Regions from separate parts of the Homo sapiens genome. Here region 1 is linked to region 2. A link is an interaction called in ENCODE POLR2A ChIA-PET data of the cell type or tissue named here. Cell type or tissue: A673. All regions are shown on one strand. Each heading gives the region's core, and the rest is flanking DNA. Links, peaks and the distances in the headings are about the cores only. Region 1 overlaps STXBP6 (syntaxin binding protein 6). Region 2 has its middle 30 kb from the start of STXBP6.

Region 1 (4,400 bases), core at 228-4,227, 73 kb after region 2:
GGACTAGAAAACCTGGATCTCTTAGTGCAGGGTCAGCACCAAGTCGGAGTAAGTTCTCAAAGAGTAGGTGACGTTGTGGCGATGGCGTGCTCCTCACTTTGTCGGACTGGGCTTGTTGGGTTTCTGTTTCACTGAGGGAGGAGATTTTCTGTGCATTTGATTACGCTACATGATACTGTGCAAGCTAACACTTTGGGCTTTGGGTCTGGGAAGGAAATGTATTTTGGTTACTTATTGTATAGTTTTGTATAATTTGTATAATTTATGCCTCATTTTGAGATGCAAGTAGGAAAATGGAAAAACAAGGAACCCAAGTAATCAGCAAATGAGCTTAAGAGAAGAGTCCCTGGGAAATTAAATAATATTTGAAGCTTCAAAGCTGTATGTTTAGGTTTTAGAACATCAGATATTAGGACCCAGTGATAAGAATTCTCCATTTATTGAACTGTTTTGAAATTTCATTTTTTAATTGCTTTAAGACGTCCTTAACTTGACGTCTTATAATACAGTTCGATAGTTGAATGAGACCATTCTGAAGTGAAAACAAAACAAATTAACTAGAAGTGATCTTAGCTATCATCCCATCCATCCTTTTTATTTTGCTGATGAATCCAGTAACTTGTGATAAAAGTCATATCTTGCTCTCAGAATTCTCCATGTCTCTCTGTGGAGTTAGCACATAATATATACTGGCTGGCTGGTGGGCTGGCTGAGATAGTATTTGCTAAAAAACTTAAACCTTTTGACCACAGTATTTGTGAAGAAAGTCTTGGTGGAAGATGTTAGAGTGACTCTTCGTTTTGGGATTTAAAAGCTTAGCCATTCTTCTGTGAGTTGTTAGATGCTACTGCTTGCTATTCTAAAAGCTTCTGATGTGTAAAATATTCTATAGGTATAAAACCTTTTGATGTGTAAAATGTCTTTTTTGTTACACATTCTCAAGCTGGTAGTCTCTTTTACCATTACTTTGGGAGCATTATGTAATTGCTATTTGAGAGTCAACAGAAAAATGAATAAAGAGGAATTATTGTTGCCAATAGACGCTGTTCTCCATACACCAAGTTAAATAAAACATGAATTTTAAAGTTCTATCAAGCAACAGCTTGTCAAATTAATTATAACATTCAGTGAGTCTTTAACAACCTAAAGTAATTTATCAGGTACATTTGGAAAGACGAACTCTTTTTGTTTGAGACAAGGTCTCCCTCTATCTCCCAGGCTGGAGTGCAGTGGTGTGCTCATGGCTCACTACAGCCTCGACCTCTTGGGCTCAAGCAATCCTCCCACTTCAGCTGGGACCACAGGCATATGCTACCACACCTGGCTAATTTTTTGTAGAGTTGGAGTCCCACTCTGATGCCCAGGCTGGTCTTGAACTCTTGGACTCAAGCGATCCTCCCACCTTCATCTCCCACAGTGCTGGGATTACAGGTGTGAGCCACCATACCTGGCCAAAAAGATAAACTTTTAAAACTTAAAAAAAATTTTTAAAAATGAATTGTGGCTACTTCCCATGTGTAGAGCTGGGTCTGGCAGCTAACATTTTGTTCATGTGGGACTCAGGCAAATTTGTTTCTGAATTAAAGGAATTTCCTATCCTCATTTCTGGCTTCATGCCATGAGTGCCAGTGCCAGCTGACAGAGCCATCTGCAGGACTCTGTAGTAGAGTGGGAGCCAGGTGAAAGTGAGCCAGGCCTGCAGATGTAGTTTTTGTTAGGTGAAAACTTAGCAGAAGCGTGTCCAGTCCTGGAGATTGTCCATTCTCAGTTTATTTGGAGACTTTAAGATGGTAGAACAATGACAGGTTTCTAGAAACCTTGTGTTTAGTACAAAAAGTGGCTTGTCTGTGAGACCTCCTTTTGAGATGTTCAAAAGAATGTGAATATACTGGAACTTTGCAGGAATAATTTCTTCTGTGATTCCAAAATCTTCAGATTTGGAGGAAATAATTCAAATAATTGTATTGATTTCATCCATTCCTTCCACTAATGTTTACTGAGCATTTCTAATGTGCCCTGCACTGATTTGGATACCAGACAACATGGACATAATTCCCTGACCTCACAGAGCTTCCGGTGGGGGAGACAGACACACACAGAAGTTAAATATGTCAGACAGTGATATGAGCTACGGGGAAAACTAAAACAGGGAAGGGGATGGGAATTGTGCTGAGGGGTAAGGGAACCATGTCAGGACCTGGGGTCTTGTACTACTTGTGGTGACTGATTGTACCCACAGGCATGAAATAGAACAGTCATTTACATATTGTGGCTGACTGTGCTGTCATAGTTACTACTACCATTATCACAGTCACCGTCAGAAAGCATTTACCCCACGCCTCTTAGCAAGGTTTTATACAGAATGAGTCATACAGCTAAGTGTTTGTCCTCAAGACTGACAGCCCTTACGTGTACACATGCAGATAACTTACTAATGATGAATAGAAATTCCAACAATTGTATTCGTTCAACAAATGTTTATTGAATGATGGGGTATACAAGGCATTGTGGAGGACAGCAAGATAAATCACATATGTATCTTCCCAAAGGGGCATATAGTTCAGTATAGTCATAGAGCAGGTCATTTGCATGTCAGTGATTTAATTTGAGATAGACCATGAAAGTCTATGTCATATGCTGATTTCGCATTTTTGCCGAGGCATAATTTTGAGTCAGCTGCTTTGGGAGGCTGGTATGGGGTAACTAATGTCGGAGTGTGTGTTTAGCCATTTCCCTGTGTCCACATTTCAGTGAGGAATTGTTTCTACCTATTGCTGAATATGTTAAATGCCTTTGAAGTAAAATATGCTTTTTTTTTTTTGGTGAAAAATTGCTCTGAGAAGAAAGCCAGCTTCTAGAGTTGGTGATGGAAGTGCTGAATCTAAGATGTGATTGATGTTCCTTGGTCAGTACATGGAATCATTGAGGGCCTCAAGGAAATACTTAGCATTTTGCTGCCCTTATCAGGGAAATTTTATGCTGTACTAGTGTTTGCCAGCTTGGACGTGAACCCCTCGTGAATATATTTTTTGGATAGATCTTGATAAAGGCCTTAATGGGAATGTGGACACAGCAGAATTTATCTCCCTTGCTTGAAGCAGAGGTGCGTCTTCTGGGCCCTAATATCAGATTCTTCCCTTTCCTTCACAAATAAAGCATCAACCATGTTTATGTGAGGGTTCCTCATGTTTATCATCTATATGGGACCAAAAGTTTGCTACATAGAAACATAGTTTTTTTATATATGTATGTATACACACACATATACATATGCAGCCTTAGAAACAGAGCAAGAGAAAGCTTGGAAGGGGGAGGAAGAGCTGTAAAATACCATGGCAGAAGCTATTGGCTTCTCAGCATAATCCATGTTTTCCTCTTCCTGAGCCCACAGCAAGAATGCATTTCCCAGCCTCCTTTGGAGTTAGGTACAGCCACGTGCCTGAATTCCAGCAAAGGGGTGACCACAGTGAAAACAGCTGAGCCCATCAGCTTGAATCCCTAGTTCAGCGTGAGGAAGAGGAACACCTCATTCACCAGTTCTCTGTCATGGGAGCAAGAACAAAGTTCGGAGGTGTTTGAGCCATTATAGAGAAGTCAGGGATATATTTTGACAGTGATGAGTTTGGATCATAATCCTGAGTGTCATAATCCTGAATGTTGAAGTTCTGAACATCAAAATCCCAAAAGATCAAAATCCCTAAAGTCCAAAGTCCCTCATGTCTAAAGTTCTGAAAATCACAATCACAGGATGTTAATGTTAGGCCAGCTCTTATGGGCTGTCTCTGTGCGATTGTCCAAAATCTTTCCCTGTAATATACATTTTTACATGTTGAATTTTCTTTTCAGTTATTTAGCTTTTTTTTTTTTAGTTTTTTCCCTACTATTTTAAATTTGTAGAATTATTTTTTACAGTTCACTATGCTATGTATTTTATTTTTTCATCACTTCCAATATTGGAGTAATAAATTGTATAGAGACTTTTAGAGAGTTCGAATCCCTTTTATGCAATTTTTGCAAATTTGACTCCACAAAAGTGTAGTATCACCATGTTGAGTTTGTGTGTAAGCATTCTGTGTGCACGTGAAAATGTTGCAACTTTCTCAGCAAATAAAGAGATGTTCTTTTTGTACATCTGCATTTGCGAAGGATACAATTTCTTGATCTCAGCTCTTTGGATGACTGCATAAGTGGTGGTGACCCATCGTGGTTTTTGATCAATCTCATCAGAAGACTTAGGTTGTTCATCACAGTATTTCAGATGATTGCAGTCATAAAGCCAGGTGCAAACAATGACCAACCATAGTGATGTGCATTTATATAGTTCCCCTTTTGAATTATTTCATTTTGAATATGGTTTGTCTGCTCATAATTGTTATACCCATGCAACTGTTGTTAGCATA
Region 2 (4,400 bases), core at 291-4,290:
ATGTATTTGTCTTGTTCTATTCAGGCTGCTATGACAAAATGCCATAAATTAGGTGACTTATCATAACAGAAATTTCTTTCTCACACATCTGGAGGCTGGGAAGTCCAAGATCAAAGCTCTGGAAGATTTGGTGTCTGATGAGGGTCCACTTCCTTGTTCATAGATGGCCATCTTTTCACTGTAACCTCACATGGCAGAAGGGGCAATGAAGCTATCTGTTTGGTTTTTTTTTAATAAGGGTACTAATTCCATTTATGAGGTCTCTATCCTTATCACCTAATCACCTCTGAAAGGCCCCAACTTCTAATACTATTACATTGGGTGTTAGGATATCAACCTATGACCATTGGAGACACACAAATATTCAGTCCATAGCAATACTATATGACAAACACAATGTTAGACTCTGGGAAAAGATATATATATATCATGTTCCTGCCAATGGAGGAATTTACCGTCCAGTAAAAGTGTCAGAAGTAAAAACAGATAGGTACAGCAATGTTATACGTGTTAGAGATGTATATGGTAGGCTTTGGGCACACAAGAAAGTAATGCCTTAAGGGAATTAAAGTTTGTCCCAAAAGATGCCACTTAGGTTTATTTTTAAAGGAGGAATAATATTTAAGAACGTAGACAATGACAAAAGGGCATTCTGGGCAGAGAAAAGATAAGTAGTCTAAAAAAATATGTAATTAATTTTCAGAACACAGGTAATTACACATGGGAATACTAGGATAGTGACAAGAATTTGGAAAGACAAGAATCACAAAAGGCTTTAAATATCAAGCTAAGGGTTTTTATTCTATCCTGGGGACAATGGGAAGCCATGGGAGGCGGATTTTAAAATATAACCTTTTCATTTAAGTCATACATACAGAAAGGTGCACAAACCGTAAGTTTACAGCTCAATGAATTTTCACAAAGCAAACACACCTGTACAAACAACACATAAATTAGGAAAGAAAATACTACCAGAACCAGTGGAAAGATTTTAAGCAATGGAAACATATTATCGGACTTGATTTTGAAAGATCTTTCTGGTTCATTGGGTAAGGAAACTGTTGGCAGGGAAATCATTTCAATTGTAAAGGCAAAAAATCACAAAGGCCTTAAAGTACTGGAACTGTGAATAGAGAGGAAGGATTATGTTTAAGAAATATTTAGGGCTGGGTACAGTGGCTCACGCCTGTAATCCCAGCACTTTGGGAGGCCGAAATGGGCAGATGGCTTGAGTTCAGGAGTTGGACACCAGCCTGGCCAACATGGCGAAACCCCGAATCTACTAAAAATACAAAGATTAGCCGGCTGTGGTGGTGCATGCCTGGAATCCCAGCTACTTAGGAGGCTGAGGCACAAGAATCACTTGAACCAAGGAGGCGGAGGTTGCAGTGAGCTACGATCACGCCAGCCTGCACTCCAGCCTGGGTGACAGAGTGAGACTCTGAAAAAAAAAAAAAAGAATAAAGAAGGAAAGAAAGAAAGAAAGAAAGGAAGAAAGAAAGAAAGAAAGAAAGAAAGAAAGAAAGAAAGAAAGAAAGAAAAAAACAGAAAGAAAAAAGAAAGAAAGAAAAGAAAGAAAGAAAGAAAGAAAGAAAGAAAGAAAGAAAGAAAGAAAGAAAGAAAGAAGGAAGGAAGGAAGGAAGGAAGGAAAGAAAGAAAGAAAGAAAGAAAGAAAGAAAGAAAGAAAGAAAGAAAGAAAGAAAGAGGGAGGGAGGGAAGAAGGAAGGAAGGAGAAAAGAAAAGAAAAAGAAGGAAGGAAGGAAGATTTAGGAGGCAAAATTAAGAGACTTTTTAATAAATCAATGTGTGAATTGATGGAGAAGTAGAATCGTGGAATCTAAGACATGCAACTGGGTTAATGATGGTGCTGGGTAGTTTGCAAAGATAACCACAACAACCCCTCCCATTCATGAGTGGATATTATTTTGTAATTGACTTTGCCACTTCTCCTGTCAAGAGGGAGAATCTATTTCCCCATCGCTGAACTCTGGGCTGGCTTTGGGACTTGCTTTGACCAATAGAATTTGGCAGAAGTAGCATTTTGTGACTTCTGAGGATAGATTTCAAGGGGCCTAGCAGCTCCTGCTTTAGTCCTCATGGATACTGCCCAGAGTCTGCCATAGATAGACACTAGTCCTAGAAAATAAGAGAAAATATGGTGTGAGGGCCATTAGGTGGGCTGGGGTAGGGGTGGGAGAAGGCATGCTAGCCAATAGCCAGAACCAACTGTAAAACAAATGCATGATGCCATCTTAGACCTTCCATCCCAGATGACTTTCTAGCTTAATGCATGAGTAATCCCAGGAAAAAAAAAATGCCAGAACTGCCAGCTAACCAATGGAATCATGAGAAAGAATGATTTGTTGTTATCTGGGGTGATGTGTTGTGTAGCAATAGATAACTAAAATAAAAATTGGCACTTGGAAGTAGAATAGAGCGATACCATAACAAAAACTTAAAAGATATAGCATTTGTTTGGTGACTGGCAGCCGGTGGAGGCTGGAAGGCAGTGAGGAGAATGTCAGTGAAAGCCATGAGGCATTGTTATTAGAAGCAGGAATAGGATGACTTGTGTTATGAAATGGTGGAACAACTAGCAAATATATCAGTTGTGGTAATTTATTATAGAAGATATATAATTTGCCTACCAAGATTTTGGATTTCCAGGTTGAACACTGAACTTATCAAGTGGCTTTTTTTACCTGGGTATGATAAAGAATTGCAAAATAAAGATGAGCTGAAAAGGAAATTATTTCATTTACCAGCATAATTTACAGGAAATATAGATGGGTCAGGATTTGTTAAGTTGGAAAACAAAACTGTTTCTCATCCCCATTCTCTTCAGAAAGCAACAGATTTTCAAAGTTAGAAATGGTAACAAGATAAAGATCAAACCAAGAATATGGTTTATTGTAAGATCCCTTGTTAAGACCTCTGAAAGATTTTAAATAGTGACTAGTAGATAGATTCAGTTGGGGAAAAAAAGTCTTCCAAGAACCTAAAGTTACTGCCCTATGGCAGCCTTACAACTAACTCAAGGTAGAGGGAAAGGTCTGTCTCAAAAAGAATTATGGATGTGACTGACTTGCGGGGCATGGGAATCCAATCGGATATATAGGAAACTCACAATGTTTTAAGAAAATTATATCACCTTTGACTAAAAGGTCCAAAGATCATTCAAAATGAAAAGAGAGCTCTAGGCCCTAATTTCCTATTGGCAAGAAGCAGACTGAGAAATGTACTCAGCTGCAAACATGGTTCACTTCTTAAAGAAAAACAAGAACCCAGAATATGAAGCAAGAGCCCTGAGTGTAGAGCCAAGAGACTAGGGGAACAATGGGTTAGGGAACCACTGAGAAAGCAGAATATACTCTAATTAAAGAAAACAGGAGAAATTGGAGAAACTGGTGACATGTACCTGGCTACAGAATTGCTACAGACTAGTTGTTGGTCTTCCTCCTTTTGAATGGGAGCATCTGTTGGAATGATCTGTTTGGATGTGTGAAGTGTGGGTGGCTAGGTCTTTTAAATTCACAGATCTCTGGAACAGGATCCACACCCAGGACAAGACTGAATGTACAGGAAATTTATTTAGGGAAGTGCCTGTGAGAGAACATGGTAAGGAAGCCTATAAAGGCCAGATGCACGAGTCTGCAATGCCATTCTGACCCCAAGTGAAGGAGAGAAGGAAGGAAAGGTGGATGGAAGCATCTTAGACTGCTGTGTGGTTGTAAGGAGTGTTTGGCAAGGTCACCGGAGAAGACTCATACCAACATCACTTATCATAGTAGTCCCTCATTTCCAAAAATTAGCCTTCCATTGTATCCCTTCTGCACCTTGTCATTGTCTGGGAGCAGCCCATGGGAGGTTGGCCACAGTGCAAATACAGGAAGGATTGTGAAGCACAGAAGCCAGCTGTGCATAAATCAGTTACGCTCCCTACTGTCACTGATCTGAGAGATGCCTTCACGTAGCCACCACAAACCACCACCTGACAATTCCCAAACCCTAATCTCCAAGCCTAGCTTCTGTTTAAGAATTCGAATCATAATTTTTTTTGTCACCAATTATGTTCAGCAGAGGCCCCAAATACACCTCATTAATAAGTCATTATTGAGTCCCTATTATACACCAGACATTGTATTATTCTGAAGAAGCTCATAGACTGAACAGAGAGATAAATATGTAATAAATCATTACAAATCATATGTTCTTTCAACAAGTATTGACTACGAACCTATTATATACCAGGCACTGGTAAAAGTGCTGGAGATATAACAGTAAATAATACATGACAATGTGCCCTACTTGGATGACTGGTGCCAGCTGGATAAGTCAAATAAATAGCCACATAATTATCATACAATGTAGTATGTGAGTTAGAAAAGACATTCTCTACA

The links. Peaks named below come from ENCODE experiments on the same cell type or tissue, not always from the same donor. Only the 100,000 strongest peaks of a DNase experiment are listed, where the experiment ranks them.
Region 1: POLR2A ChIA-PET joins it to region 2 with 7 read pairs; 2 of 35 experiments call an interaction of 5 or more read pairs at or near these places.

What each region holds. Positions count from the first base shown.
Region 1 is chr14:25,005,275-25,009,674 of GRCh38, reverse strand. All of the region lies in intron 1 of STXBP6 (syntaxin binding protein 6), which reads left to right. Among named protein-coding and RNA genes, the nearest start is that of STXBP6, 43 kb to the left of the region's middle. In A673, for the core only: no CTCF peak of the experiment used is centred there; a DNase peak (open chromatin) is centred at 2,344.
Region 2 is chr14:25,078,408-25,082,807 of GRCh38, reverse strand. No RefSeq gene overlaps it. Among named protein-coding and RNA genes, the nearest start is that of STXBP6, 30 kb to the right of the region's middle. In A673, for the core only: no CTCF peak of the experiment used is centred there; no DNase peak of the experiment used is centred there.